2 separate regions of the Homo sapiens genome follow, and region 2 is linked to region 1. Evidence: chromatin loops called from intact Hi-C (ENCODE). Cell type or tissue: IMR-90. All regions are shown on one strand. Links, peaks and the distances in the headings refer to the core of each region. The heading gives the core; the rest is flanking DNA.

Region 1 (2,918 bases), core at 123-2,622:
TGGTGAGCTTCCGGGGTAACAGACACACACAGCAGCGACTGAGCACCACCTTAACTCCTCCCGTCCCAGAGCTCTCATCCCAAAGATTGTCTCTCTGCATGGTCCAGGTCTTCTGCTCCAAAGAGCCGTAGCATTAGAAGCATGGGCCACAGCTTAAGTCAAAGGGAATTTTCCTTTGTATTATTAATATTTTAGAGTTTCTGAGTTGTTAAAGTCTTGTGGTTTTCTGTATCAGCAGCTTCTCTGTGTACTAGAGAAGGTAACTCTCTGTAGATATAGATTGATAGATAGTTAGATATATAAATATATATATATATATATATATTTGCCAAACTGCCTTACAGGGTTTTTTTTTCTTTCTTTTTTTTTCCTTTTTTCAGTGTTGTATGTGTAGCAGGCACTTGAGTTTATATGAAGATGTTCGCTTCAGTCAAGGATGGAAGGAGTTGTGAGGTGGAAGGGAGATGTGAGGCAGGGAGAGAGGAGGCAACAGAGTATGAATTCATGACCACCAGCCACCACTAGCCAAGAATGTCCAGGTAGATTGGGGTGGCCTTCCCCAAAGCATGGAGGATTTTGTAGATCTCCTTGATGTTCAACCGCTGCTGTGGTTCCCTCTGCCAGCACCCCAGCATGACATCGTACACCTCTTTGGGGCAGACTCGGGGCCGCTCCAAAACACGACCTTGGGTAATGCACTCAATGACCTGAAAGAGTGAGAAGAACAAGGAAGTTACACCCAAAGCTCAGCCTTGGTCCTGTGGCTCAGACTCGGCAAAAAGCAACAACTTCCCGGATTAGTTTCTATGCAGAGCCGAGGCTCTCACAAGCACAAGCTAAAGGCTAGGCTGTATACAGCACTGGTATATTTGTCTGTCTGGTGCACAGTGCAGTGAGCAGCAGTGGCTGGTGGAGTCCTCTGCTGCCCTTCATACTCCACTTCTTGGGCCAGGCCCACATTGACCATTGACTCCCCATACTCTCTTCTCTTTTACCTCACTTTTCTTCTCTAGTCCTGAATCTCATCAGGATGACTGAGCTGCATTCATTTTTCACTTGATAGTGGACATGGGCTTCTGACCTGTCCCTCCCCCTTTCATGAGCCTGCCTCACTTTGAAACTGCCATGAAGGAGCTCTGCACCCTCTGGCCCCTGCATGCCTATCTCCTCTTATCTCTCATTCCTGGCAGGCTCCCAGTTGCAGACTCTGTGCACGTCACCACACTTGCCTCTGAGTCATTACATAGGACCCTTTTGCAGCAAGACCCATCCTTCCCTGCTGCTTGCACTAAACCATGCTTCCAGTTTCTCTTAAAGTCCTTAACAATAGGACTAACTGCTTGATTCACCACTGCCTTCTGGGTGGCCAGTTCAAGTCTGTTAACCTCAGGATCTCAGCATGTCCATCTGTAAGATGGAATCAAATGTCTGCCTTAACCACCCCCAGGAGTGTTGTAAGGATGAAATGAGACCACGAAAAGGGACTGTATGGCCCAACATACTGAAGGAGAAGCCATAAGGAGGAGTAGGAAGAAAACAAGTAATGCATGCCTGGCCAACCCCAGCAGGCCACTTGAGACCCAAGTGTATAATTTGCAATGCATTTCCAATTCCTCAAAGATAATTCTTTACTGACACTGAATATATGCATTTTCAAGGCTTCATTGTCTAGTTTTTAGGTTGGTTTTCACTTCTCCCTAACTCTACCACTGCATAACTTTGGTCAAGTCACTGACCCCGAACTTCAGTTTCTGCATTTAAAGATTGGTCATAATGATAAAAATACAAAGAATAATCTCTAGCTCAGCAGCTGAACAAATATTATTTCCCTTCTCTGCCACCATTAGTCTGTATCTAATTAGGTAAAAGCACTGTCTTTTTTCTCCTTTGCATGTCCCTACACTGCTCAACAGTGCCTTGTTTCCAGTATTGTCTCATGTCACGCTGACTTTGGGAGGGCTGGTCAAACCATCACTGTGTCAGCATCCGCCTGGTTATATTCACCCTGGAGTTTACGATGGCCCCTTGGCTCATTTCTTTACCAGCCTGATAAGTCTCCAGCTGCTTATATTCCCCATTCATATTAGAGACCCATTTCCACCCTCCATTACCTTCACCTCCAGGAAAAGGGATTCAGTTCGAACTACAGTAGCAGCTGCTAATGCCAAGATCAAAGGCACCTGGGAGTGTCTCTTCTAATGTTGGACTATCCAGGTTTGTTGATTTCCATGGAGAAACCGATGATCAGAGACTGTCAGTATGTGGCTGCTATGGTGGGTGGAGTGGGGGAAGTGGCTGAGGGCAGAAAGCCTGCCTTTAAGGCCAATGCCTCTGTGAGTCTTAGAAGAAACTGCAAACACCCTGTTAGCTGCTATGAGCCAGCTCAAGAACAGATGCTGAGTCTTCTGTTAAGACCAATAGCAACCTCAGCCCAGAACCTCTGTTTACTGGGGCCACCAAACTACAAGGAGGCAGTGTTCAGGTGCATGCATGGTGTGTGTGTGTGTGTGTGTGTGTGTGTGTGTGTGTGTGTGTGTGTGTTCCTAACCCTTCCTCCCCTGCGAAAACAGTAACAATTTCTTAAACACCATAACAAATGGGTTCTAGTATATATACTTTCATTATTTTAAAAGATTGTTAAAATATTTTGTTCTACTTTGGGAAATGTGGTCAGGCCCCACTGAGCTTGTGAATCATGAGATAGTACACGTTTTAAAAAATAATTTCTTTTCAGTCTTTGTAATTCACTTAATCAAGTGGTCAAGACATAGGAGAGCAGAGACAAACATAGCTTCCAAGAAGAAAGACACTCTGTTGAATATTCAAATAAGATTTCAATACCAAAAGGGTCTTGTGTTTACATTTTCCCAGCAAACAGAAGACCATAAAAAGAATTGCGATGTTTCATAGGGATGTTT
Region 2 (2,918 bases), core at 143-2,642, 270 kb before region 1:
AGCCTCAGATGGGCCCCTGGCGGCCCTTTAAACTTATGGCATGTCCTGCCTGATAAGACCTTCTGAGCACAGGGCCAGTGAAACTGCACAGAGAAGCACATCACAAACGTTGTCCTGCCCGGTCTCCTGAACCATCTGCCTGTCTCCTGTCCTCTTCCTTATTTTCCAAAGACCATCACAGACGCCAAGGCTCAAATTAGTTTCTATGAACTCTGATGCATACTGTCATGTATGATGTGCCAGGAATTGTGCATTATCTCACTTAATCCTTGCAAGACCACTGGATGGTAAGTCTTAACAATGCCCACTTTATAGTGGAAAATCTGAGGCTTTGAAAGGTTAAACAATTTGTCTAAAATTACAGCGCATGTGGCAGTCAGGTCTATCCAACCTCAGCATCTGGATTCACAGTTGCTGTGCTGAATAGCCTTACATGAGACTTCTACTTATCTAAACTTACACACAGTTATTAGTTTGAATTCTGAGAAACTGGCTTTTGAGAGTGGAAAAGAGGCCAGGTATAAGCGTTCTTAGTCTGTTTTAAGAATAAGAACAATTAGGATAATCACTCACCCCCACCCCCAACTCATCACCCTTAGAAGAATCTATCTGCTAGTAGTCACTTGGTATCCACAAAGTCAGACTTCATTATCCCCTAATAAAAACTCTCCTGGCATCATTCTAAGAGGTTTATGTGGGGTGCTGCTCCCCATTTCCAACCTGTCTGTGAACCTCTCCTTTTTGATTCACTGCTGAATCATCTGCCAGGCCTCTGAGCGCTCACCTTCATTTTGCTCAGCCACAAGGTAGACTCCTGAGTAAATGGAGTCCATTAGAGTGGACTCACATCACATTAAGGTATGCAAATGTGTACATTAAGGTGGAGGGAGACACAGAAAAAGAAAAATAATTGTAGTTGCATAGGAGATTCCTAGCACCATCCCATTCATTAAGGAGATATAGCTGATATGAACACACTGTTCCCCCCCAAGTCTGTGTTGTTTTCTAAGCACCTCTGAGAATACAGGCATCTCACCAAGCTAAGGGTCCTGCTCCTGTTTACAATGCCCGTGTTTCATAAACTTTGCCTACTAAAGGGAAACTAACAATTTCATCTCATACTCAGGAAATCATGCTAGCCCAATACTAGAGGATAACACAGCTGGATCTGACTCACTAAGAAGCAATGTGTCAGTTTCCAGTGAAGTGCTTCTAAAGAGATTTGCCAAGTCTACTTTTTGTCTCACAAGCAGACTTCAGAGCCTAAATTTTCCATAAGCTGTGACTCTGCAAATTTGTCTGGGGATTTGTGATTGGATCACTGGGGAATTGACCCACCCAGTTGCAGAGATGCTAGTCCAAGGGTTATGTAGAATTAGAGCTGCAGTCAGCACCAAGAAAAGCAACGCCCTGTGTGTACTGAAGATTTAAGAGAGCAGAAAAATAAGAGGAGACCAAGGGAACCAGGCTATAGAAAGGAAAGTGGAACTGCAGCAAAACATATATTTAACACATTTTTAAAAATAGGGATCACTACCAAGCCGGAGACAGTGAGTGAGAGAGAAAGAGATTGGGAATGAGAGCAGAAAAATAAGAGGAGACCAAGGAAACCGGGCTATAGAGAGTAGAGTGGAACAGGAAGAAGACATATATTTGAAAAGAGGGGTCACTGTTGAGCCAGAGAGAGTGAGTGAGAGAAAGAGATTGGGAATGAGCCTTCTTGGTGTGTGATGGGTCCTGACTGAGTGGCCCTTGTCCCAGGATCCCATGCCTGTCAGGCCCGGGCTTCCCTTCCCCTTTGGCAGGGGCATCCCTAGTGAGGCACAGGAATGATTTGTACTCTACATTCAGCTTCTGTTGCCCCAACTGTAGTCTAACGCACCCCAGCAAGTTTACCCTTTTTCTTACCTGCTAATGCCAAATTGACAACCTAATTACCACGCATATGTGATTGCTATTACCATGTGAATAGTAATAACTATGCACCCTTTCTAATTTCTAATTCTGATTCAGAAACAGAAGTCATTCACAAACCCTTCCTTATCAGTTTTAAAAAACGATCCCTATGCCGAAATGGTGACTCAGCTTCCGTACATTGCAGTGATAGTGCTGGCCCTCTCCAGAACCCTTGCACTCTCCGGCCGTTAACAAAGATAAATATAAATGCTTATTTCAAGTTCTCTTTTCAACCACCCTTGCGCTCCAACGATTTTTTTTCCTGCATGGGCTGCTTCTGGCTGCTATGACCTAATGCTACGACCTTTTTTTTACTCTGGGTTATTCTGGCCTTCATTTCTTTTGAAATCAGCCCTTCAATTTCATTTTCTCATATTTGTCACCACAGCTTTGAGATGTATGTGTACCTTTAACAGCTACATGAGTAGAATGGAAGGTGGTAGAAAGACACTATGGTTCAATATTAACAGGAGAATGGGGAGGAGCCAATGATACTGCCAGACACAAAAGGAAGGGAGGAGGAAGTGGGGGAGCAGAAAGAGTAAAGTAATAAGAGCTTGGGGAAATCAAGTTAAAAGTAACCAAGAGGTAATCAACCCAGTGATGGCATGGCACTAAATATACATGTCTTGCCTTGTGACATCTCTTCTAATTTTCTATCTTGCATCTCTCAGAAATTTGTAGAAGTTCCCTGAGGGCAAGTTCCCTGCCTTATACTCTTGTTTGTTGTTGCTGTTTCATATGGAACATTAATATTTGCTGATCAAATGATGTATTAATTGATTGATATTCCAACTGCTTGCACTCCAAATAAGACTGTACACATTTCAAATGGTGGTGGTGGTAGAACCATTTGAGTGAGGGAGAGGAGTAGTTAGAATTAGTGGAAACTGTATTTTTTTCCCCAAAATGCTTAGAAGGAAATACGTTCTGTAACCCTTCCTGTCTAATGGCTGCAGAGT

The links. A loop is a pair of places that touch in the nucleus more often than their neighbours do. Peaks named below come from ENCODE experiments on the same cell type or tissue, not always from the same donor. Only the 100,000 strongest peaks of a DNase experiment are listed, where the experiment ranks them.
Region 2: a loop joins it to region 1, with 2.3 times the contacts of the local background. A loop is called at or near these places in 1 of 110 quality-filtered maps.

Annotation. Positions count from the first base shown.
Region 1 is chr15:87,876,414-87,879,331 of GRCh38, forward strand. NTRK3 (neurotrophic receptor tyrosine kinase 3) reads right to left here. Exons shown (of 20, transcript NM_001012338.3): 20 at 1-707. The coding sequence ends at 522. Among named protein-coding and RNA genes, the nearest start is that of MIR11181, 68 kb to the right of the region's middle. In IMR-90, for the core only: no CTCF peak of the experiment used is centred there; a DNase peak (open chromatin) is centred at 1,228.
Region 2 is chr15:87,608,399-87,611,316 of GRCh38, forward strand. The region is part of intron 1 of LOC102724465 (a long non-coding RNA gene); the gene reads right to left. Among named protein-coding and RNA genes, the nearest start is that of LINC00052, 33 kb to the left of the region's middle. In IMR-90, for the core only: no CTCF peak of the experiment used is centred there; a DNase peak (open chromatin) is centred at 1,253.